Regions from separate parts of the Mus musculus genome. Here regions 1, 2, 4 and 5 are each linked to region 3. Evidence: chromatin loops called from intact Hi-C (ENCODE). Cell type or tissue: left cerebral cortex. All regions are shown on one strand.

Region 1 (5,000 bases), 230 kb before region 3:
CCAGGAGCCGTGAAAGGTCAGAGCTGCCAGAGGAGGACCAAGATGCTGCAGAAGAAATTCCAGTCCTGGGGCTAGAGCATCCTGGTGCTCATGCAACTATGCTCAAGCCAATAACATCTCCCCGGAAGTGTGGCTTGAGAAACTTGGTGTCCCACACATCCTAAGCCCAGCGTCTGGGCTTCTGCAGACTCATGGGTCAGGGCCTCTAGAGAAGAACAGAGCACCCAGCTAGTCAGTGTGTCTCTGTCAGCTGATGAACACTCACCTGGATTGTCGCTCTCCCTCATCTGTTTGGAGGGCGGCTCATCAGTGTCCCAGGGCGTGGACTGATTGACAGGCGTCTGCCCCCATCGGATGCTGGTCGTGAGTCCTTGAGACTGATTGTCAGCTTTGGAGATGCCGGGAGCCTGTGGGGAAGCAGAAGAGAATGGTAAGCATGGGCTGTTCTAGGACCGTGTCTGGAACATGTTCCCTCAGCAGTATCCTTGAAACGTGAGCTTTATCTACTGGGCTCATGAGGGGAGAGAGAGAGAGAGAGAGAGAGAGAGAGAGAGAGAGAGAGAGAGAGAGAGAGAGCACAAGAGTGCCTGTATCCAGCCCCACTAACCCTGGGACCCTTGCCTCTTTTCCCAGAGGGATCATGGGATATCAGGACAGAGTATCTGCAGGTTTGCATCTGATGAGCCCCTGGCCTCCAGGAACTCTAAGCCAGTGCCTTACCATGTATCTCTATAGCAGCCTATCCCAGGGGACTAGTGTAACTGATAGAGCACTCTATACTCTGGTTGGAGGGACACCTCGGCCCTCAGACTGTCAGTCACCCACGATAACCCAAATGCTACCCACGTATCCAGGGCATGTGCTGAGAGCACTGACTGTACCTGCTTATTCTCAGACTACCAGGACTTGTGGCTTTGACAGAGAATTCCTAATGAGGTAGCAAATGTTCTGCAGAATACCACCATCAGGTGGCAAGCGAGGGCCACTGCATGATCATCCCCAGTTTCCCACACTGTTTGTTTACACATGCTCTTGGGATCCAGGTGTCCCATGGAGAAAGGGAGGGAGTTATGGGAGTTGGCTGGACAGGTCAGGCTACAGCCCCAGGTAGGAAGGACCCAGGGCACCTCAGAGAGTGCTGTTGTGAGCTCACTTTCTGAGATGAACAAGAGACAGGCCCTCAGAATGAAAGCAAACCTCAGGTGACACTGGCCTCCCCCAGACACAGTTCCTGAGAGGACATTGGTTACTAAGAAGTATACTGTCTAGAAATTTATAATGAGAAGGCACAGTGTTCCCACTGTGATTTGATGAGGAAAACCAGACCACAAGATTAGACCCGTGTGATCTCCCTATGAACTGTCCTGGTGCTGACCAATGAGAGATGGACGACCCAAATGTTGGCGAGACATTATCCTTGGATGAGAGGATTATGGGTGTCTTCTTCTCTACACTCGTATGCATTTCTCAAAATGAATGGTTCTGGGGACTGAACTCAGGGTACTGTACCAGTTTTACAGGTGTTCTACCACTGACCCCACCCCCAGATTTTTTTTTAAAAGGGTTTGTATTCCGGCCTGCCCTTGAACCCACGGCCTTCCTATCTCTCACTACCAAGTGCTTGGATTGCAGTTGTGTATCACTACATCTAAAGACTAAATTTCCTTCAATGGCCGTTATTTATAAATAGTTTTAAAATCCTAAACATACTGTAGAGGCTGGGATAAGAAAACTGGGATACAAAGGGGGCGAGGATCTCTGTGGCGTTGGCTTTGAGATGAGTCATAACAGCTCCTAAACACCCAGTCAGGCCTGTGGCAGCATGAGAACTGGGATGAGGGGCAGACGTTCTCCAGGGACTCTCAGAAGCATCTTCAGATGAAAGTCACATTTCTTATAGCATGTTCTGGTGAGTGCCTGACTCAGTGATGAAGCTGGAGGCAGAGCTCCCTGTGCGGCCCTTGTGCAGGGTGAGTCCCCTGGGTAACGTGGTCAGGAGGCTGGGCAGGGCTTCTGGAGTTTTGCTGGATCACACTTTGGTACACGGTGCCTTGTAGCAGGGCCTGCTGAGAGAGCAGGAGCCAGGCAGCATTGAGACCCGGGCGGAACTGAGCTAATTGCATTAGGCTGCACTTTACCTCTGGCCTGTACTTCAAATGCTCCGCTTCTGTGAACAGAACATGAGCAGAGGAAGAGTCTCCCAAGCACTCACATTCTTTCTGCTCTGTGTTAGCAACATCTTAAGCTGATCAGACAAGCATCCTGACCAGAGGCCCTTCTCTTGCTTGTGGCATGGATGAGGAGGTGGGGGTGGGGAGTAGTATACAAAAGGGGAATATAGCCATATTGGGAGAGAGCCATAATCGTGATGACGCATAGGAAATATTGGGGAGGCCTTCTCAGAGTTCTCTTAAGAGTCAACTTTTAACACATGCTCCGTCTGGAGGCAGAAACCATCTAGCAAGCTGCAGTCCTTCCTCTATTCCCAGGTTCCAGGATCCTGGTGGGTTTTGAGACACAGAAATTGTTCTTGAAATCTGAGGCACCTGAGCGGGAAGGAGGCTATGCTTTGCCTATTCAAGAGCCTTGTCTAGAGGGCACATTTGGATGCTGGGACCCCGCCCCCATTCTCCAGCCTCCTAGCTAGCAAGCCTGTTGGCTGACAATGTGGAAACCTTTTCTGTCAGGAGGGGGCGCTGCAGCTCCTCTCTGCTGCCCATAACCCAGAGGTTTCCCAGATAGCAAACAGCTTGGTTTAAGATTTCTGAGTCCTCTCCCTGCACTGCTGGATCTCAGTTTTCTTGAGTTTGGGTCATCAGGTTCTGTGCTATAAAACTGGGAGTTCTAATGTTGGCCCCCAAATTAGAGGGGTTTCTGAACTTGAAAAATAGCACACTTCTCCCCACAAATAAGCTTATGCACCGGCTTATTCATGTCTTGGCAAATAACTATTGGGCTGGGGTCTTGTTTTATGAACCGGCCAGGGCAGTGGTGAGGTGGGTGATGGTAATCAGACCCAGGCCTTGCTCTCAGATGGACCAGCGGGTAAATGCCTCTGAACAATGCAACCCCCCCTGTACCCCAAACAGAAGCAGGGTACTCTGGGTCTGCATAGGCTGATCCAGAGCCATGGGAGGGTGGTGTTGGTGGTGGTGGTGGTGATGGTGGTGGGGGTGGTGATGGTGATGGGGGTAGATGACTACCCAGCTGCCAGCCTCCTGTTTGTCTCTGTGTCTATTATGAAATACAAGTGTTTCTTAGAGTAAAGAAAGCCGCTCTGAAGTTCATTCCCCGCCCCTTTAGGAATGATAAATAAAACCACTCACATTCTTTCTGCTCTGCGCTAGCAACATCTTAAGCTGCAAGCAATTTGCAGTTCAGAAATTTTATTTTATTAAAGCAGTCAAGTGAATATTCCTTTCTTGATTCTGTCAACAAACAACTTAGATGCAGGAGTGCCCTTTGCTGAGAGGCCCAGGGCTTCCAGGTGAGCCATATATGGACTGACCAGTAGTATGTGAGGCAGGGAGACTGACCACAGGGGCCTCTCTTCCTGTCAAGGGTTCTAGACCCCCACCCCCCGAATAAGCACATGCAGATGCAGACTCCAAAGGTCTGGGACCCTGTATGGATCTGTGATTCTAGCTCTGAATTTCCCTATCATAGTCTTGAATTCTCACACATCTGGAATCCCAAGGAGCAATCCAGGCTTTTCTTGAGCTCAAATGAGGGCTTGCCTTAGAGAAGGAGAGCAGGACTGAGGTGGGGGAGGGGGTGGAAGAGGGGGTGGGGGTGGGGTTGGGTAGAGGGTGGGCTGCCAGTACAAGAAAGACCAGCTTCCCTGAAGAAATGGGCTGGGCAGGGCCTCCTTCACTTCCCATTTTCTTCCGCTGTCACTCTCTGGGACATCTGGGAAGCCACCTTTCCCTGGCCCTGGCTTCTGTTCCGGTAAAGTGATGGTATTCATCAGGAGAGGCCAGCCATTATAGCTCTCCCTTGCTGGCTCTGCAGGCTGGCCCTATCTGCCCATCACTGGGCTTGAGCTGGTTTTCCCCCAGCTTCCCTTTAATGAGATGCTAATGGGATGCATCATTAACACAGCAGCTTTTTAAACCTCGGCTCTTGTAAATTTTCAAAGGTCACATTTTTACGGTGGCTGACAGCATCCTGCTTCTTTCAGAGACTGAAGAACACTAAAGACCTGGGTCCTTTATGGCTGAAACTCTGTGAGGTGGCTGCACAGGCTGAAAGCACCTGCTGGCATTGGGCTGCCCTCCCAGAGCCCCCAGCAGCTTCCCAGAGCAGGAGGGTTACCCTCTTCCAGCCTGGGGAGACCAGGTACAGAGTTTCACAGGATCCACAGTGTTGCTCTCAGAATACAAAGATCCCTGGAAGAGGGGTCGAGGGAGATGGCACCAGCTGGGAGGCAGAGGTACTTGAACTCCCATGGAAGGCCTTCTGCTTCCTCTGGACATTCACACGTCTACTGCAGCCAGACAGCCTGTTTTCTGCTGGTCAGTCCAACCAGAAAGAGGACTTATCTCTACTTTGCACAAAAACATCACAAATATTTGAGGCGACCAAGTGGTCAGGAAGGTTTGAGCGATGATGGGAATTCAGAGTCCCATCTCAACTCTCCATCACCACAGTGCTCTGCACACTGCCAGGAGGTCCTGTTGACCCGGTCCTGCCAGGCAGACTCCATGAAGACCTGGCCCAACAGGTGCTATGCCTGGCATAGCTCTCCGCAGGACGAGAGCAGTGACATCACTTCTCATTTAAGGAATGAATGACTCTGCAGCGCGTGCTTCAGGAGGAAGCGTGACACACACAGGCCATGGGGCAGAGGCATGGATAATCTGCTTCTCCTTGCTGGGGACCACTGGCTGACTCCATAGCCCTGGAGGCTACTGGAGGCTGCTCAGAGGCTTGGCTAACCTAATCCACTTACAATAACCAGAAAGTGTTGATCCCCCTCCACCTCTCCTTGAGTGCCTAGG
Region 2 (5,000 bases), 120 kb before region 3:
CCTGTGTAAACCTTGGCGGCTGCTCTGGGAAGTGTGACCATTTGGTCGGGGGTGGGGTGGGGGAGGGGATGATAACGGAGGGCTATACTCTATATGGAGAGAGCTGACTCTCTCACCACGCAGAAGAACTACCTAATAAAGGCGAGCTTGAGCTGGAAAGGGCTAAGGTCCCTCCCCAGAGGCTGGCCACTGGGCTTAGGAGCAAAGAGAATCTGGTTAACCTGGATTCCTGTCCAACTTGAATGGCTCTCTAACCTGTGACCAGGCTCCTAATTATTTTCTGATTAAGCCTTTAAAAAGAAAAATGTATCCGGGAGATGGTTGGCGGTACATGCCTTTAATCCCAACACTTGAAGGGCAGAGAGTTTGAGGCCAGCCTGGTCTACAGAGTGAGTTCCGGGTTAGTCAGGGCTAATAGAGAAACCCTATCTCGACTATCTGGAGAATATCCTGGCCCCCAAAGTACCTAACATGTTCAAAATAAAAAATAGCCACTTTACCGATGGGGATATAGCTTAATGGTAGAATGCTCGCCTAGCGCACGTGAGGTCCTGAACTGAATACCCAGAACTGAGAAAAGAAAAACAAAGACCCAAAAAGCTTCCTTTGTTTATTCTATACCCCAAAGTCAAGGAGCCATCAGCCAAAGCCCTAGAAGAAACTAGCAAAGGATATCATGACATCATAGTACAGAAGCCCTGTGTCTGTTCACTTACACCCTGGGAGGTGTCTGCACAGAACTCTAGTGAGCAGGTCTGGAGAAACTGTGAGGAGCTTTCCTTCAGATGAGAACAATGACCATAGCAAGCTTAAAGAATATGGAGAGAAAAGATTCAGGAAGTCTGTGAAGAGCAGGCACATGGTTCAGCAAGCATGGCCAGCTTTGGCTACTTAGTTTAGGGGCCAATGGGCTAGCTATCTTTCCAGACTCCAGAGAATTTACATACAAATGCTTCTAGTAAGGCGATGGTCCTTTCCTTCTCTTAGTTGGGGAGATAGGGTACTAGAAGATGGTGACTGCCTGGATCCTACAGAATCTATACCCTATACACAAAGTACCGAGGATGAGGGGAGCAGATAGCTGGTCCTCTTCCTAAAAGATTTCCCCAGTATGGTTAGACTAAAACTTTAGGTCTTTAATGGGAGTAAAGATGACAAAGCAAGGAGAAGCCAGAAGATGGGAGTGTGCATCTCCTATATAGGGGAGGTGCATCCCCTATCTCCCGAAGACCCATCCCGGATTCCAAGTACTCAGTGAAGGGCTTGACACAGTTGATCTGACTTTGCTCTCCAAGCTCTATCGCAGCTGTAAAAACTATTGACTGATGATGGATCTTGCACAGGAGGGAAGAGGCTCTCCCAAGGCTACACAGCTCATAACCAGGATCAGACACTGAATTATCTACTGTAGAGCCAGTTCAGCAGCAAGAAGAGCAGCAGCCTGGCCTGAGCAGGCTCCGGAGTGAATGCGTGCCTGCTCAGCCGGTTCGAATGCCTGTAAGTGAGCCTCAAGGGTAAGCTACAGTTGCAGCTTCGGTGTACGGGGGAAGGTGGGGACCCCGACCCCGGGGAAAGCCACGGCATTGGTCGTACCGGAAGGTTTCTTACATGGTTGCAAGAGAAGAGCCTGAAAACGTCCAGTGCATGAACTCTTCTTCTACTTCCTGCACACCACACCCCCATCTCCTTTTCTACAGGTAGGCCAGCCAGGAGGGATTGTGCCCAGGGCCCTCCGAGGGTCCCTCTTGCTTGTTATAGGAGAGCCTCAAGGGAGTCACATGCATCCACCCCCTGCCATTTAACCTGCACATGACCCACCACAGGCCCTTGCTTCCCGTTCCAAGCAGAAGGAATCAGAAGAAACACAGGACACCACCCAGCCATCCCTGTTGATTCTAAGTCTGCAGTGAAGAAAATGTCTGTGAAGACGCAAACATTTGAGTGAGGGAAACCGGGCTGTGGCAGAATTTGTTATGCGGAAACAAAGGACCATTGTTGAAGCCCTCAGTGGCATCTCAGCTTTGGTGGGTGATAATGTAACATTTTTAGCAGCCATAATATTCAGAGAGGGAAAAGATGCAAATGAACAGAACTTTATTTGGGGGTGAGGGGTGTCTTAATACTGTGGCTAAAGTTCCTTTTGCTAAAACATAGAGATATCTTTGATAGGAACTTGTCATAATAAGCCATTTATAAAAAGTGGTCTTAATAAAGGAAAACTTGCACACAGCTGTGACTCAGCTGAAGTGTGGGCTATGTAACTAGTCTCCTGAAGGACACGATGCCTGACATTCATTACCAGCTCTTGCTTCCCCCAGAGGGTTCTATTGGTACCACAGTCTCAGGGCCCAGGAAACAGAGGCCAGGGCAGTGACCTGAACCTTGGCCTCTCATCAGAGGCAGGAATTCCAGGAATCTACTCGCAGAGTCCAGCACAATACGCTCTGTTCTCAATGTCTTCCTCCTCCTGGGAGGCTCTGCTTCTGTCACCAGTAGTCAATGAACCCAGAAGGCTAGACAGAAAGGCCCCTCAACTCCTCTCCCCGCGATGTTCCCACTCCACAGACTAGGCAATCGCCGGGGCTTGTCCCAGGTAGGCCAAGGTGGGCAAAATGAACACAGCACACATCCCCCAGGGTACCTCACTTAGAATCTAAGTGGAATTAAGCAGTTCTCAACCTAGGGTCCCATATCAGATATCCTGCATAGCAGATATTTACATTACGATTCATAACAGTAGGAAAATTACAGTATGAATTAAGTATCAGTGGAATAATCTTATGGTTGGGGGTCACCACAACATGGGGAACTGTACTAAAGGGTTGCAGCATTAGAAAGGTTAAGAACCGCTGCTTTAGATAGATGGGTGGACAGCAGTCTCTCTAACGAGGCTTCACCTTTTGGGATGCTCGCCTTCAGTGGGACTGGGAGGTTTTCAGCTCACACCGGTCTCTCTGTTACTTCTTTGCCTGGCTTTTCTCCTAGTCTGGGTAGGGGAAATCCCAAAGGGGTTAAAATTGACACCCTCTCTGATGACAGATCTAAGGTGGGGTGACAGATCAGAGCTGAGTTCATCCCTCACTCTTCTGGGTGGGCCTGAACTGGCGGTGGTGTATCGGCTGTTTGGAGGTGGTGCTGCCCTGGCCAGCAGGAATTACAGACACCATAGAGGTTGGTTGTGTGGGACTGAGCTTGGGGGTAGGGGGACCCTGAGGGAGGGGCAAATGAGGGGCTGTGGCAGGGATCCTGAAGAGTCTCAAAGGCTGACAAAAAGGAGCTGGACTTTGGCTGTGGAAGGGCCGGAGCTGGGAGGGTGGGGACTGTATAGGTGTGGGCCTGAGAGGAACCCTGAGCTGGAGAGCAACAGTACTGCACTTGAGGATGCAGGAGCCCAGAGCTAGTTCTTTGGAATTGACTGGCATCAGGAACCCAGCCTTTGCCTGTCATGAGGACTGCCCACGTGAAGTCACTACCACAGAGTATTTCCCAAAGGACTCCATGGAGATGACACCTGCCTCTGATGCCTGGGACAAGGGCCCCGCAACCACATGCTGGGGTGTCAGCTGATTCATCAGGAGGGAAGCTTGGGGTGACTATGGTGGTTAGGGGTTGGATGGAACTCTGGACCAGGGTTGTGTGTTAGGTGTGCAGCTGTGGCTTATGCCCAGGGAGGACCACAGATGAGCACAGATAGGACATCACAGAAGGCTGAGAGATGCTCTTGGCCTCAATGCAGATCTGACAGTGTTGAGGTGCCATGCATGGCACACCAGGAGGGGTATCAGTGGGGACTGGGTTGCAGATAGCCTTCCCCAGGATGGAGGAAATCTGTAGTCATTCTCAGAGAGATGGCAAGGCCCAAGCCTTGGCAGGGTGTCCAGGCTGTCTTTCCAGGCCCTCAAGAGGTTTGAGTAAGGCAGCGGGGTGTGGCAGACAGAGGTGGCCAGGCCCGAGTATCCCTCGGCCTTTGCAGAAAGCAGCTCCCCAGTTCTATACAGCCTCGTTTGTGCTCCCTAAGTCCTGTGGCCCAGACATTGATCCTCCCAGAGAACCACTGTGTTCTAATGCCAGCCACCCATGAGGTGTGGCAGGCACAGCTTGTCTTTACTTCCAAGTAGGAAAAATAAAAATGGAAAACGTTTCCACAGTCTCCCTCCCACAAAGAATATTATACAACTCCGCCAGGGCTAGGGGCAGTGTTACGTGAAAGAGAAAGGAGTCAAGGAGTGCCTTTAATGGCTTCTCCACCACCTGGGATCACTGCACAGTTGCTGAGGACGAGTTTTTAGGCTAAGGCCAGGGTCCACAGCAGCGAAGCATGTGTTCCTGAAGACTGTGGCCATGATGGGGAAGGAAGTTCTTAACTCACAAAACTGTACTTCAATATTACTGCAGCTACTAAGTCACAATTACAATTAGCACCTCTATACTAACCCCTTTTGAACATTTATCATGTCACATATATCATCTCATTGAATCCTGGGATTAAACACTCTGACATTGGTATTCACAATGTCTCCATTTTGTAGATAAGAAAACAGAATTAGAGGTAACAAATGACATTTTCATGAAGTGGCCAAGGGGGTCAAGTTTTAAACCTATATAACCTGAGGGAAAGAAATATGCCAACTTCACTCTTCTATCTTCTGATATTTAATCCGATGACACAACTGTTCCATGATATATTATATTATATTATATTATATTATATTATATTATATATACATGTGTGTGTCCACGCACACATATAAGAGGAGAGAGAAGAGGAGAGAGAAGAGGAGAGAGAAGAGGAGAGAGAAGAGGAGAGAGAGAGAGAGAGAGAGAGAGAGAGAGAGAGGTGGGAAGACAAAACGAACAAACAGTATAGCTGAAATAGCAGGGTTATAATGAGTGGTTGGGGTGGGGGAGGGGAACCCATTAGCTGGAGGAGCTTAGGGTGAGGGAGGCAGTGAGATGGGCTGGGATGCTTGCTAGCAAGGACTCTGAAATGTGTGACAGGT
Region 3 (5,000 bases):
CAAATCACATAAACTTTTGGGAACTAGTTAAGGGAGAGAGGGAGTGCTTTCAATTAGGAAGGCGCTGAAGCCAAATCAAATGATAAATGGAAGGGGGAAAGATGGTCCAACTGAAATGGATGCCAAAGATTTATAAGGTTGATTAAGTAAACAAAACCAGAATGGATCGCCATGGAAATGTATGAATATTGAAATAGGCAAGATTTGAATAGACTAATGATTTGCCTCACTTAGACTGACAGGTCTGGATAGTAACTGTGACACACTCCATCAACGCCAACATCTACACTTTAACATCTTTATTCCTAGAAAATAGGGGCTGGACTTAAGGATTCCTCTAGTTAGAGCTTATAAGCAAACTACATCTTCCAGTCTTAAAAAAAATACAGACTCATTTCTCATCTACTTGAAAGAACACAAAACAAAAATGGCTTTATGCATTTGTGTTCTGGATGCGAGGAGCTACGGTGAGCAGAAGTCATTCTCTCGGGATCTTCGCTAGTCTTTGTTCTAATCAACCCCTCACAAAACAGTTCTGGTACGGCTTATCTCCCACATGGAGTATTTGGAGTGTGACCACCATTCATTAGAAACATAACTCAAGAGACCCAACATTAGGACCCTACCCCCACCACATACAGTAGAAACCAATAAGCCTTAATCTATTTGTTTCCATGGCTACCATAGTATATTTTATTTCACTAAAACTCCTAGGTATTTCGTTTGGATTGTTGCTTGCAAATGAAAGTTGGAGATCTACTCATTTCCACAGCTAGGGTAGAAATGGGAAGACTGGACCAAAGGCAATGTTTTTAATTGTGGACTAGTAAGATCCCTGTGCAGAAAAGTTATTAAAATTGGCTAAATGCATCAGCCCATAAGCCAAGTTAAACATTATTAAATTCATATAAGGTTTTAGGGCACACATGCTAGTGATTTCCTGATTTGTAGCAATGTGATAAACCCATTGCACTCCAGAACAATATATGGGAATATAGACACTGTGACTCACTGCTCCAAACGTGTAGGAACAGGCAGACTATCAAATACATGCATGACAAGGAACTCTTAAATTATTATGTCCTTCCTCATAAGCTTTCTCTAAGTGTCAGTATGAGCAATCTATACAATTGTTAAATACCACCCCCCCCCAGTGAAAAATAATTAGAAAGTTAGCTCTCCACCTCCCCCCACACCCTTAATTTAAATTTAAAAAGCCAGGAGTGAGGTAGGCTAATTAAATGTGCTATCACTCATCCTGAACGGAAAGAATTTCTCAAATCTGCCCTCCCCGGGCTGAGTTAGCAGTAAGACCACGGCAGGGGAGAAACTCTGTAGTGACTAGACAAATGGCTTTAAAGAGAATGAAATGAGGATAAATACAGCTGTAACCAGGACAGATCTGTCACTGCAAGAGGAGTCCAAATCCTAGCGTCGCTTAGCTGATGAGGGGCTGGAGCCTGCAGTGGTGGAGCATGAATGTCCCAGAACTGAGGAGTGGAAGTTTCTCGGCAGCCGCAGCCAGGCATCCTCCACGTCTAGTCCCTCCAGCGAAGAGGTCTCGCCTAATGCTACATAAACATCTGCGTTCACGATTTGCCCCAGGCGCGCCGCCTCGCAAACACCATAGGGAGAAACGATGTGCTTCGCAGAGCCGCGCATGTACCAGGACCGGATGCTTCTCACCCACCATCATCCCTGGGGACCCGCGGGAGATCGGTCAACTGACCGCTGCTGCCTTTCGGTTCCAGAGGCCAGCGATGAGAGAGAACGGGCTTCTCAGCAGGCGGACCCAGGCATCCAAGACTCGCGCTTTGCAGTCGCCGGCTCCTGGGAGAACAGCCGCAGGCAGGCAGTGCGTCTCCACCTTCCCCAGGCGACGCACACCGAACCTGCCCCGGGAGCAGCCTCGGAACGAAACTGGGCTGCGGGTTCCGAGATCTGGGCTGGAGCGAGCACGCCTCTCTCCCCTAGGGCCTGGGGCCGACACTGCCCAGCGAGGGCACCAGCGCGCGACCACAGATAACCCTCCTGCCTCCAGGCCACGAAGACCCGGACGTGAGCCCGCGGTCAGCCCGCATGGCCCGTGGCAGTCTGGGCGCGCGGCCACACTCCCACCTACGTGTCTCCGGTCTACTATCCCACACATAAACAACCCCTCTCCACTCGCCACCACCTCCCCGCCCTTCGCATCCCTGAAGCTGTCCTCCCACCTCCAACCCCCGCTGGAAACCACAAGGTGTCAAGGGAATGTAGGGGAGGTCACAACACGGTCTGTGTGGGTTCCATTCAGATGATATTCAAGCTCTTCCACCTCGAAAGTTACTTGGGATCCAGTGAAGAAACCCGGTCCCCAAATGCTGGGTCTAAGAACGCGAGTGGCAGAACCCGTCATCTAGCTTCCCTTGGCACACAGGCGCGCATCTCCCCAACCCGCAGGGCACACGGCCGCCCTGGGGACCAGCTTTCCAGTGCTTTCTGGGTCCCCCGGCACTGCTGGGGCCCTGGGCCGCGCAGGGGGAGGTGGCCAGGAGAGGGGCGCACACGGCTTGGCCCGGCCCAGCGCTACCCGACTCTGGTGTCGTATTTGCTTCTAGCACCTTCGACCACTGCGATAGTTCCCCTAGGCATTCCCTGCATAACACACCCGGGGGCAGGAAGTTTTTTTCCCCCTTTTTTCCATCCCCGGAGCAGCGCAGGCGCAAGGGCTTCTGCAGGCTTGCGAGCTCAGACGCGGGAGGCTCCAGCTCCAGCCGCCGCCACTGCCAGAGCCGAGCCCAGCGTTCCAGGCTCTGGGCCACACTCCCAAGTCCTGCCTGGCCCAGAAGCTACCAGGACCCTGGGAACCCTTACTCCCTCCCCTCTGCCCCGTTAGGCATCCCAAGAGCCCCAACCTGATCCGGCTCTTACCTGCGGCCGCGCCGCTCCAGCCCCGGCCCGACGCGCAGAGAGCCCAGGGTCGCGGATGGGTGCAGGAGGGTTGATGGATAGGGGACGGCGCCGGCGGGTAGCGGTAGCTGGGGCCGCTCGAGTCCTGGCCCGGAGAAACGGATCCAGGTCCACCTCCTCTCGTTCCTGCTCTCCGCCTTCTCCCCTTTTCCCTCCTCCTCCTCCTCCGCCGCCGCCTCCCGGCAGCCCAGGGAGGATGCCCGGGAGAGGGAAGTCAGTCTTTCTGCCTGTCAGCCTGCGCGGCTATGCGCGGTGCGGCGCGGCTCTCATCGAGGCGGCGGCAGCGGCGGCGGCTCCGGCAGCATCGCCCCCGCCCTCTCCCCGCAGCCGCGGCGGCCGCGGGGCTGGGGCTGGCTCCGGGCGCCGGGCTCCGGGCTCGGGCTCCGGGAGGGGGCTGAGCTTAGGCTCGCCAATGACCTGGGCTGCGGACGTGCGCTGGGTAGCCGGAGCCGGGGTTAGAGCTGCTGCTAGATCGGCGGTGGCAGGGACAGCGGCGACGGCGGCGGCGGCGCGGGGATTGGCGCGGCCGCGGCGCGGGGACCATGCTCCCTTCTGGCTCGCTCCTCTCCGGGTACCGTCTGCTTTAGCTGCGAGGGAGGCGGGCTTCGGCGCGCAGCCAGGGACGGGCGGAGCCAATCACAGACGCCCGAGTAGGCGGGGGCGGAGGGTGGGGGAGGCGGGGCGCCCCCGGCCCGGCTCAGCGCTTGGCTCCCGGGGCCCCAGGGATCCCCTGCAGCCGCGCGCCGGGCCCCAGGCTCAATGCCAGCGGGTGTGTCCGTGGTTGGTCCGCCACCCCCGCCCCCTGCAAAGATACCCGGCTCGCCCGGCTCCGTGGCCGCGCCGGTAGACTCACGACGCATGGCCGGGCTGCTGGGCCATGGCCTCCGGGTTCCGAGAGAGCCCGGGCTTCAAGGAAACGGACTGAAGGGAGCTTCCCTGCTGCTCTCAACACCTGAGGAAACTGGTGGAAAAGTTTGAGAAAGAAAAGTCCAATCGTCTTTCAGCTTCCGCCCTCCCTATGACACTCCAGCCTGGAGAAGGAGTAGGGAACGTCCATATCTCTGAAAGACCACCGCGAGCCATGCCAGTCCTGTCTTCTTGCATCTGCCCTGACTTCTGAGCATATGCGAACTTTCCTGTTTTCACAGACCTCCCTGGGTTGCTCAGATCACACAGGCCTGCTTTGACACTCCAGCTGCAGCCAACCCTCCCAAGATCCACACTGACCGAGTCTTCCTCTCTTCATGCTGTCTACGCAGACCCTAACTGGAACACTAAGAGGAAACTTTGGCTGGAGACCTGTGGCTACCGGTGTGGGTGTGAGCTTTTTCATCTCTCCAGCACACTTCTTTTCTGTGCCTGTCTTCCTTGGGTTGCTAACTCTGCAGGTCAGTTTTCTTATTCCCAGACCCACAGAACCCCTCACCTGTTTTGAGATTCAGAGGGAAAGCCTGTGGCTCAGTTCCCCTCCATCTTTCAGGCAAGTCTGAAGGTTAAAGTCTGAAGTTTATAGTCGGTGGGTTCCTTCTTCATTTCTCTTCACCCATACCTCCCCCACCCCATCCACACAAATACTGAGGCCTATTTCAAACTGGGGGCGGGGGTGGGTGGGTAATAGGGGAGGGACATAGCTGTTTTTTAAGGCTGATCTGGGCTGGCTGTCCTGGGAAGGCTTTACTAGGCTCCACTCATGTCTTTGCCAGGGAGGAGGGAGAACTTTTTTCTCTCAGGGGCCTCCTGTGATTGTCAGACCCACAGCTCTGCTGTTTTGGCTGTAAACTCAGTGCAGGGGTTGTGTATCCTTTAATATCTTGTAGGAAGCACAGTACAGTGTCATGGCTGATAAATAATAAATAATAATAATCTGCTGAGGGTAGCAGGAGAACTGTCAGTGAAGAGGGAAGAAGACAGCGGGGAGATGGGCCGTTGGTGTTAGAGTAACTGCATTTGGGGGGGGGGGAGAATCAGATGAAGTTTTAGTGTTCAAAAGCTTGAAAGGTGGGTTAGGGACGCACAGTGTTTGCATCCCAAAGGAATCTACCCCCAAGACA
Region 4 (5,000 bases), 110 kb before region 3:
ACTCAGCCCGTCATCTCCTGACCCCCAGCTTTCGTGGATATAAACTTTCTGACCTTAACCATGGAAACTACAGGGTAGCCATGGAGCAGTTAGCGCTGGAGAAGCCAGCTACAGAGTCCCAGCAACTCTTGGGCCCTGGGCTCTGCTCTATAAAAGACTGTGGCTGTTAGCCACAGAGCACTAGCTTCATTTTGCTCCAAATGAGAGGATTTATTTCTTTAAGGATTGAGTATTAATTGTCTTTTTTTTTAATTCAGTAAGCGTTGAATGAAAACCACTTCTAAAATGTGTTAGACCTGTATGACCACAGATTGTTCCAAAGAACACTTCACTGCCTCGGCTACTCTCAAGTGAGTAGCCTCTGACCAGGCTCCCAGGATTCACTGTGAAGGATGAATGGCTCCTGCTCCTCATCTTCGGCTAGCTCCAAGAGTGATCTTCTGTGGCCTTCACAGGCAGTATGATAGAGCAAGACGATCCTAAGAAGAGGGAGTGGGGCTTGGTGGGCAGAGCATGTTGGTATGTAATTCATATGGCCCCACCCCTTCAAACATAAACAGAGATAACAATGTGGGCAAGGTCTGGAGCTATTGGAGACTCAGGTCTGGGAGCTGGGCTCAAAGGAGCTTATCTTTTCCCCTCCCCCTCACTGGTATCTGCTGTGGCCCTTCTCTCTCAGGATCTTGGTGAGAGCCAGAGCACACATGAGGACGGCCCCTAACCGAAGTGAAGGAGCCATGAGTCCACAGTGCTGTACTGTGGATAACAGGGCTTTGACAGTCTTGGTTTGGCTCCCAAGGCCAGTGACGGTGACAGTGACATGATGATGAACATTCATGAATCCCACACACCACTGATGGATGGAAGGAACATCTTTGGCCAGTCTGAGTATCTAAAACCTAAGCATTTCCGGTCTAATTGGCAGTGATCACAGCCAACAGCTAAAGGAACATGTATCTTAAGTGACCATTAGTCCAACGTCTGCATGCAGATGGAGTCACTGAGGAGCAGGCAATTTGTCAAAGGTCAGAGCCACACTACAGCCCTAGCAAGAGAGCAAGGGGTGGGTTGGATCTCCTTTATCACCCCCCCCCGCCCCCCACCTCCCAACCCAGGGCTCAGGTCCCTTGGGTCCTCCAGGCAGGCAGCAGTTTCTGTGTTGCTCTCCCCTGCTGCTGTCCTGTGCATTTTAATTGCTTACACTTTCTCTTCTCATACCCTGGGGTAATTTTACAAAGGGCACAACTCTGACATTCAAAAAAAGCACATATATTCTCAGGCCATTTAAATCCCTTTGATTAAAGAGGAAAATAACAATTGCAAGAGAGACCTGTGCACACATGTGCACGTGTACACACACACACACACACACACACACACACACACACACGCTTAATCCTGACTAGTCCATACAGTCCTGAGTGTCAATGGGATTTTAACCACTTGAACCACACCGAAAGAATCACCCACAGGGGGTCACAGAGGAGAGACCCATGAGGGCTAAAATCACAGGGCAGTCTGGCTGCTCTTTCTTGGTGTCTTGAGAGTCAGTAGTCTGACTGCTTTTATAGGAAGTATTCAGACACAACACCCGAACAGTGCAGATTAGGGCTTCCTTAGGGGTGGGGGGGGTCACAAAGGGTGCAGTTGGGGCACAGTCCTTGTAAGCATATGGAGTGGCTATCAGCCTAACAGCATGAGACTAAAAGGCAAGCAAGCAAAGGAGTTAGAGGGTGTTTGAATACTCACTGACCGCCCAGTGACGTGAGCAGGTTGGTCAGACAGGTGGGTTTACGGGGCTTTGCTTTCTTGTGTGTGTGTCTGCCCTCTCCAGGCCTCAGGTCAATAACCGCTTCTCAGGAGCCAGAAAGTCTGGGGCCAACACAAAGGGAAGTAGTGGATGGGGTGGGGGTGCTGAAAAACTTGCCTCCCTCACAGGAGAACCGCCCACCAGCGAGCATGTACAGCAGTCTCAGGAACACACTGTTCTCTTTGTTGGAGCAGAAATCTGTTCAGTGCTGATTATGCAGGCCGATGAGTGGGCCTCTCTCATTTTTTCCTCTAATCTGGAGTCCTGCTCAGCGAGCACAATCGCAGACAAACGATCCTGGAAACAGAATAAGCTTTCTTGCCATCCCCTGTTCCGGAAGCATTGCGAATGCCTGCATCTCTTACTCCCAAGCAGAGGTACACCACTGACTAGACTTCAGGACCTCTGAGTCCCAGCCAGGGGACCTCACACCATGGAAAGACTGTCCTTCTGACCTGCCTCTAACAATGGAATCCAGTGCCCAGGAATGAGCAGCAGACAGTCTTCAGAGGAAGACGGTCAGCTTCAAAATGCAGGTGATGTTTTAAAAGCCACTACGCTAAAAGGCATGTCCAAAACAAATCACTCACTCCTCTGGTTTGGGATATTGGCCTCGAAGGGGGTCGACGGAAATGTTCCTTTTCCTGACAGGGATGTATGCAGCAGGGGTGGGCACAGGTCTCTGCAAGACTGATTGAATTGCATGCCATAGAATTGGACTTTTATCTGTATAAAAGTTATAAGAAGATTCCTGTGTAGAGGAGTTTCAGGCCATCTGACATGTAAGGTAAGATATGCAGGTCAGAGAACTTTCTGAATAAGAATAGCAACATTGTAAAGGTTCAAAAAATAGTTTTACTCTTTGCAAAGGGTAACGGAAAAGCTTAGTAAATAAAAAAAGATCTAATTATTTAAATTCTTTTGTCAGTCCATGCTTTCAACCCATACATCAGGGACAGCGCCCAGCAATTAATGAACAGAGTGAGTCTGATCCAAAGTGGTGCCCTGCGTGTTCACACAGCAGGAGAATTTCCATGCTGTCAGTCCTCACCTTATAGAGTCTGCCTGTGCTGGGCCAGTCTCATCCTCAAACCCGCCCCCACAGTGCCTCGAAGCTAGGTTCCCATCAATGCGGATGACTCCCAACTACAGACCCAGAGGAGCACACAGCCCATCAAGAAACAGAACCCAAGATCTCCATCCAGCCTGCAAACGAAAGCTGGTTCCCGGGATCATATGGGGAGGCTCCAGGTACTAGTGGCATGAGTCTGAACCAGCAGCCTCTCTGAGACTCAGAGGGACTTCTACATCCCAGATTGCCAAGATGACCCAGGTCATTCCAGGACTGCTGCCCCTAAACTAGTACAGGAAGCAATTTGAGCTCATCAAGATGGTCACAGCAAGCCCAAGACGGGAGATGCTCTGTAGCAGACAAGCAAGCAGATGCCAGTCCCACTTCTGTACTCAGGGAAAAAGCAGCATAATCACGATTTATCAAAACATTCAAATCTCGGGAGGCATGTCAGAGTGCAGCCTCGTGCAGTGGTCAGAGTGCAGCCTCGTGCAACGAACTCAGAAAGGCTGTTTAACGCCATGTGCGTGATTTGAGATCTGGATTTTCACCCCCTACATCCAAATTGATTGAAAGAGATATGGGGTTGGAGAAATTAGGTTTTTAAAAATTATGCTTCCAAACATGTAAGTGTCCAGTTTTTTAAAAGCAAAAAATAAACCTAGACAACAATTCCCGAAATACCGAATAGGTTCTTAAATCAAAAAAAAAGTATGTTAAAGGGACTTCCGAGTCACAGCTGTTGTCTAAAACATCAACATTATGTCATCACTGTTAGATATTTCTTCAACTTTCACGGGGGCAGGGGATAGGGAGGGGGAAGATGATGGGTGATAATTAGTGATCTCTAAGCAGTGAGGACATGGTTTTCCTGATGCTGATTGCAGCTGTCAGAAACACAAAGCTAGGACTTAATAAAATGCAACCAGGTGGAAGTGTAAATGCACAAAGCACAATGCATCGCGTGCACTGAGATAAGCAGAAACCACAGTAGCAAAATGTTCTCCGTGCCTCGCAATGCTTAACCCGTAGCTTCGTCCTCTCCACCCTTTCTTCTGACCAGTTAAGAGTTCTTCACATTCTTCCTAGACTTCAGACGTCTGCTGCTTACCTCGCTTCTCCCTCTTCCCTAAAGACATCCCAGGCACCTGCCTCTGGGCATTCTTGTCTACCACGAATGTATCCCACTGTGTCCTTCCTTGCGGGTGCACTGTCTAAGTACCATCTCCTTCTTTTCTGCTTCCCTGGCCATGCTGTGAAATGCTACAAAGAGAGATTCTCAACCGCTGTTAACTCTTTGGTGGAAAGCTCACACTCTGCTGACTGTTGAAGGGGGCAGCAACAAGAATTTGCAGGTACAAGAGCATCACATAGAGCAAGACTCTTACAGTGCTGAGCCCAGAATAAACACACTCAACAATCCAGTAGGCTACTTCCCTAACGAAAGCCAAGGTGCCCTACTCATGTGTTCTCCGAACCTTGATAAGTCATCTAGAAGCAGCACATGGGGAAAGATGTGTCACAACCACAGCAAGGTTGCTCCACTGCACTTGTACCCTTACCTCCTAGGAAATGGCCCAGAGCCACCTTTGGCTTTAATGACCTTAGGGACATACATGTTCTGCTCCAAGTCCCTGCTGCCTGAAGATCTATCTCGCTGGATATGGATAGGGTACATTTGTAACCCCAGCGTCTGGGAGGCTGAACATGAAGCAGGGGATTTCCATAAGACTGAAACCTGCATGGCCTACATAGTGAGACCATGTTCAATTCTAAGAAGGTGTGTGTGTGTGTGTGTGTGTATGTGTGTGTGTGATTCTCTGTGTGTAAACCCATGTAAGAGTATAGACACATATATTACACAGAACATGTGTGTTCAGAAGACACCTCAGGTGCCCTTCCTTGGCGTCTACCTTGCTTGACACAGACTCTTGTTTTGTTGCTGCATAGAAGCAGGGCAGCTGAACTGCGTGCTTCTAAAGGTTCTCACATCTCTGCCTCCTGTCTCCTTGTAGGAGTTCTGGGACTGTAGACACATGCTACTGTTCTCAGCTTTATGTGGGTTCTGGGGATTAGATCACGACAGCCCCTCATGCTTGCAGAGTAAGATCTTTACCC
Region 5 (5,000 bases), 340 kb before region 3:
AGATTTAGAATGAGGATTCTGTCTTTAACATTACTTGATATTTTCTGTACTTAATTTTTTTTTTTTTTTTTTTTGATAAATAAAACCCTTGAAACATGTTTGGTGTTGAACACTGAGCTTTGGATAGAGATATGGAGGCAACAGGTACATTTATCCCTCTGGCTCACTCTTACCCCACTCCTTGTATGATATGTAGTATAAATGAGCACCACGTGGAGATGGCTGGTTTGGCAGTAGAAAGTTTGGTCCTTTAAGGGAAAACTAATGCTGATTTGAGAAATCCATGTAGCCTAATTTGTCTTAACCTTGTGTGGTGTATTTAGAAGGAAAATCTAGCTTCTAGCTCTTCATAAAAACTTACTCATACTGATCCATTATTTTTCTGAAAGACAAATGTTAATAGACATCTTCCTGATGGAGTCTTCGTGTTTCACTAAAAGCTGCCTGCCTTGAAAGATAAATGTTGTTTTCTTGGTCTAACTGTGATGATATTGCTTTGCCAACAAAGCTGGCCGTAGCATGCTTTTTACCAAATGTGAGTGAGTTTGAAGGAGCAAATCGTCACTTTTTTTTTTTTTAAAGATTTATTTATTTATTATATGTAAGTACACTGTAGCTGTCTTCAGACACTCCAGAAGAGGGAGTCAGATCTCGTTAGGGATGGTTGTGAGCCACCATCTGGTTGCTGGGATTTGAACTCTGGACCTTCGGAAGAGCAGTCGGGTGCTCTTACCCACTGAGCCATCTCACCAGCCCCAATCGTCATGTTTTTAAACAATGTAATATTTCTATTAACTCTTTGAGAATTTCATGCAATGTAATTTGACTATATTTACCCCATTCCTCCTCTTAATTCCACCCAGATCCATTCCTTATTCCCAACCCTTCCCAACTTCATGCTCTTTAATAAATAAATAAATAAATAAAATAACTTACCAAGTCCATCTATACTGGGTATGGGACTCTCCACTGAATGGGGGAATCCTACTAGGGATTTCAAAATAAAAATAAAAAACCCAACTGTCTCTTTTTCTCTTCTCTTCCAAAGGACATCAATTATCAGTGGGGTTTGAGGCCTCCTGCCTCTGTGCTGCATGGCTTGACCTTGTGCAGACAACACAGCCATCTTGAGTTCATGGGTGTAGTGACCATGGGATGTCCAGAAGACACCGTTTTTTTCTGGTTCTCCCTGCCCTCTGGCTTTTACAACCCTTCCACCTTCTCTTCTGCAAGGGTCCCTGAGCCAGGGGTGGAGAAGAGCAGGGTAGCAGAGGGTGTGATGCTGATAGCCCGTTTGTGGCTGAGCTCCAGGGGTACTTAGTTTTTGCACTTGGTTCAGCTATAAGTTTCTGTGTTAGCCATGAGCTGCAGAGAAACTTCTCTGATGAGGTCTGGGAGCTGCACACACCCACATTGACCTCTTTGGAAAGTAGCATTTATATGGAGCAAGTTTTAAAAAGGATGCATTTAGTTGCTATGAAACCAGTAAAGACTATCTGTCCAAGCTGTAATCTCAGATTGTGTCCCATTATGTAACATTGTGCACTATTTAAACTTTAAGTCCTTTATAGTCTGAATTTGATATTAATGTTTACTCATGAGATACATCAAATATTCTCCTTCAAAGGTTTTGGTTTGTTCAGGAAAGATATCTGAGTAAACAAAAGTGCTTTCTGAGTAAGCCTGAGCACTTGAATTTGCTTCTTAGACCCCAAAGGAAGGAAGGAGAGAATGCCTACTGAAAGTTGTCACCTGAACACAGTGCACGCGTTGCACATGCATGAGCACACATATGGGTGGGGGTGGGGGGACGAGATGCAAATACATTCTTAGAAGATGTTTAAGTTCTTTAAATATTAAAATAGTTTTAAAGTCTGCAGTGGGATTTTGTTTCCTCTTACCAGTAGATGGCACACGTGACACAGCATTTGTCTTGTGTTAGTTTAACACACTCAAATCTTAACTAAATGTCCCAAAGGGACAGTTGCTTTTCTAAGGTCTTGGCTTTGGAAAAAGTCTCACAATAAAGCTTGACTTTAAAAGTCGTGTGCATCTCAGATTGTGTCTCTTTATACAACATTGTACTCTCATTTAAACTTTGAAGTCCTTTACAGTCTCTGATTTGATATCAGTGTCTACTAATGAGAAAAGTTGAACATTCGCCTTAACAAGTTTTAGGCTGGGGCAGTCAGGATGGCTTAGCAGACAAAATGGGTGTTTGAATAGAGCGTCCTAGGTAAACAAGGAAGTGGCATGCTAAGGATTCGGTCCACATACACATGTACAACTACCACGTGCTCCATACTGTGAAGATGTATCCACCCAAACTAAAAGTTCTATGTTCATGGTGCTTATATGGTTTCTCTTACTTTTCTAAAATGCTATTAGGAGAGGTGATAGAAGGAAGAACATCTTCTTGTTCCCAAAGAATAAGAATATGTTCTCTTCTCTCAATGATATTTTTATTTCTTGAAAATTTCATACATACTTTGGAAATATTAACCTCCTCTCACCCAACTCCTTTGTCTTTCCCTCCCTGACTACTCAACTGTGAGTCCAAGCCCCCGACCCACTCTTCACCATGGATTCTAGTGTGTGTTGCCCAGCTAGGTTTTGGAGTGGGGCCTACCCACTCTCTCTTATTAACTAGTATGGAACACTAAGTAAGAAATATACTTGCTTCAGTGAGCTTCTGGCCTTTGTATAGTGTGCTACATATAAAGACTTGAACTAGGCCTAGATTGGGTAGAGTTCAGGTTTTTCTTGCTCTGGAATTCCATGACTTAACAAGTAGACTGAGAATTCTTATTTTTGTTTCCCTCCCCATGGCTAAAAATGAGAGTGATTAGTGTTGAAAATTAGTTGTTCACAGTAAAAGCCTTAAATCTTTATAGCAAGATGTCCCATCTCCTTTACCTTCTAGTGTAGCCAATATCAGTTTTAGACAGTGAGATTGTTGTAGATGCTTGTCACCTAAGCTTATATATCAGCTTTTAATATTAGACTAATGTAAACATTTCCCCCTTGTGCCAATTAACCTATAAATTATAAAATAGAAACAGAGAAAGCATGAAAAGAAAATTTTAAAACATTGAATTTTTAAGAAAAAGTAAACTTTGAGCCAAATGATTAAGTAAATTGAATTTTGGAGATGATAGTTGCAAAGTAAGGAGTAATAATTACTAAATTTCTCCTCATCTACTCTCAGGAAGGGTTTAAAGGCTTAACATGGTAGTGTGGCTCCACTATACACTGCTGATAGAATATCAGCTTCTATTAAGAGCTACGTTTCCCAGTGGAATCCAACGGCTTCATCAGCTACCTCTCATATACATGAAGGAGATCACAAATCCCTGGCTCTGACTTAGCACCTGGAAGCCCAGCTGTCTACTCAGGATAATTATTGTATACAGCTCTTATAGGTCTCCTTTTTCAATTAATTGACCAAACGCTTACTTTTGATATTTTGTTGATGGTGTTGCCTTAATAGTAGAAGGCTTGATTAGTCTACATATTTGGAGATACCTTTGTATCAAGTTGACTCGATTAAGTAAACCATTTGTGTTTGAGGAAATGGTTAACAGTTTGTTCACGTAGCCTAATATAGTCTTCTGTTCATGATTGTCCATCCTGTAGGTGATACCTTTTTCTGTAAGGAGAGGCAGCAGAGTGTGTGTTTGTTTGTGGGGATACCTGTAACTGTTGGGTCCCACAGCATTAGCTTATAGGGTTTTGTTTTGTTTTCTTCATAGTTGAGGTGCTATCTTTGTGTGTTATTACTGGCAACACACCAACCTTCCTGGTAGAAATCCAATGCTCTGGCCCCAGGCTTTCTGGGCAGCTTGGTAATATAATAATTCCCTAAATGTATTAAATGGCTAATCCCTGAATGTTGAAAATTAGAAATGGCTATAAAGTAGAATCAGTAGTAGTAAGAAAGGTTAATGCCAAGCAAATTCATACTAAGTAAAATTAAATTAGAAGGTAGCATTTATCCAAGTTTATCTTTAACTTCATTTTCCTTATAGGCTGTGACAACTAGTCAGCATGGATATCATCAGCCAAGAATTTTTGTTTGTATTTAGCCAGTATAGGTTTATTGTTTTGGAAGGGGTCTACTATGATGTAAAATAGACATTAGACTCTTAAGTTTTACATGCTCTCCCCCTTTCTTATCAAACAGTTCGAGTCCGGAGAAAATCAAGGCGGCGATCACAGTGGGGTAAAGGAATTATTAAGAAAAGGAAAGTCAATAATTTAAAGAAAGATGAGGAAGACACCAAGTTTACAGACTATGACCATACAGAGGACAGGAAGTTGCTGGAGAATGGAGAGTTTGAGGTAAGCACTGATTGCCATGAGGAAAATGGAGAAGAGACTGGAGACTTATCTATGACCAACGATGAATCTTCATGTGACATCATGGATATGGACCAGGGTCAGAGGCTGAATAGTGGAGCGGGCACCAAAGAGAACTTTGCATCAACAGAAGAGGAGAGTTCAAATGAATCTCTGCTCGTCCACAGTAGCAGTTCCCTCAACCCCGAGCAGACATCTAAGAAAGAGCCCTTCCTTAAAGGCACCTGTCTAAATGGTGAGGCTTCCACTGACAGCTCTGAAGGAATTCCTGTTCTGGAGTGTCAGAATGGCAGAGTTCTTGAAGTAGTTCCTCTGCCTGATGGTGGAGAAAAGTCTAGTTCTGAACAAAAGATTGCTCTGGAGGAACAACTAAAAGACAAACCAGAAACATGGAATGAAAATCGTGGAGATGCTGCTGAGAAGCTAGAAGTGCTGGAATGTAGCAGTAGTGAGAAGCCCGAGCCTGGCCCTGATGCAGAGGGGAAAGAGACAGAGCTGGATAGAGAAGGTAGGGCTAAAGTCTTAGCACAGTTTCTGAAGGGTTAAATGCCACAGTTAATTCGTTACCTATTTTGTCTGCTTTCTAGGAGAAACAACAGATTCTCAGAGGGGAGTGGCCATTAACATCTTACAGTCCAATC

Evidence for each region. Peaks named below come from ENCODE experiments on the same cell type or tissue, not always from the same donor. Only the 100,000 strongest peaks of a DNase experiment are listed, where the experiment ranks them.
Region 1: a loop joins it to region 3, with 3 times the contacts of the local background. A loop is called at or near these places in 9 of 42 quality-filtered maps.
Region 2: it touches region 3 in a loop (2.2-fold over the local background); 3 of 42 quality-filtered maps call a loop at or near these places.
Region 4: a loop joins it to region 3, with 5 times the contacts of the local background. A loop is called at or near these places in 2 of 42 quality-filtered maps.
Region 5: a loop joins it to region 3, with 2.8 times the contacts of the local background. A loop is called at or near these places in 2 of 42 quality-filtered maps.

The regions. Positions count from the first base shown.
Region 1 is chr12:5,140,302-5,145,301 of GRCm38, forward strand. Klhl29 (kelch-like 29) reads right to left here. Exons shown (of 14, transcript NM_001164493.1): 4 at 266-407. Among named protein-coding and RNA genes, the nearest start is that of Gm51980, 140 kb to the right of the region's middle. In left cerebral cortex, CTCF peaks have their summits at 976 (motif pointing left) and 2,693 (motif pointing right); DNase peaks (open chromatin) are centred at 926, 1,891 and 2,685; H3K27ac peaks cover 786 bases.
Region 2 is chr12:5,247,836-5,252,835 of GRCm38, forward strand. All of the region lies in intron 2 of Klhl29 (kelch-like 29), which reads right to left. Among named protein-coding and RNA genes, the nearest start is that of Gm51980, 32 kb to the right of the region's middle. In left cerebral cortex, a CTCF peak has its summit at 2,329; a DNase peak (open chromatin) is centred at 4,149; H3K27ac peaks cover 868 bases.
Region 3 is chr12:5,372,192-5,377,191 of GRCm38, forward strand. It overlaps Klhl29 (kelch-like 29), which reads right to left and starts at 3,491. Exons shown (of 14, transcript NM_001164493.1): 1 at 2,911-3,491. It overlaps 2810032G03Rik (RIKEN cDNA 2810032G03 gene), which reads left to right and starts at 3,529. Exons shown (of 2, transcript NR_015579.2): 1 at 3,529-4,337. In left cerebral cortex, a CTCF peak has its summit at 3,126; DNase peaks (open chromatin) are centred at 1,648, 2,254, 2,662, 3,169 and 1 more place; H3K4me3 peaks cover 4,813 bases; H3K27ac peaks cover 3,134 bases.
Region 4 is chr12:5,266,354-5,271,353 of GRCm38, forward strand. All of the region lies in intron 2 of Klhl29 (kelch-like 29), which reads right to left. Among named protein-coding and RNA genes, the nearest start is that of Gm51980, 14 kb to the right of the region's middle. RefSeq lists an enhancer at 85-3,215. In left cerebral cortex, no CTCF peak of the experiment used is centred here; DNase peaks (open chromatin) are centred at 2,000, 2,971 and 3,200; H3K4me3 peaks cover 424 bases; H3K27ac peaks cover 3,773 bases.
Region 5 is chr12:5,027,310-5,032,309 of GRCm38, forward strand. It overlaps Atad2b (ATPase family, AAA domain containing 2B), which reads left to right. Exons shown (of 28, transcript NM_001362349.1): 25 at 4,184-4,867. Among named protein-coding and RNA genes, the nearest start is that of Atad2b, 110 kb to the left of the region's middle. In left cerebral cortex, a CTCF peak has its summit at 1,899 (motif pointing right); a DNase peak (open chromatin) is centred at 1,923.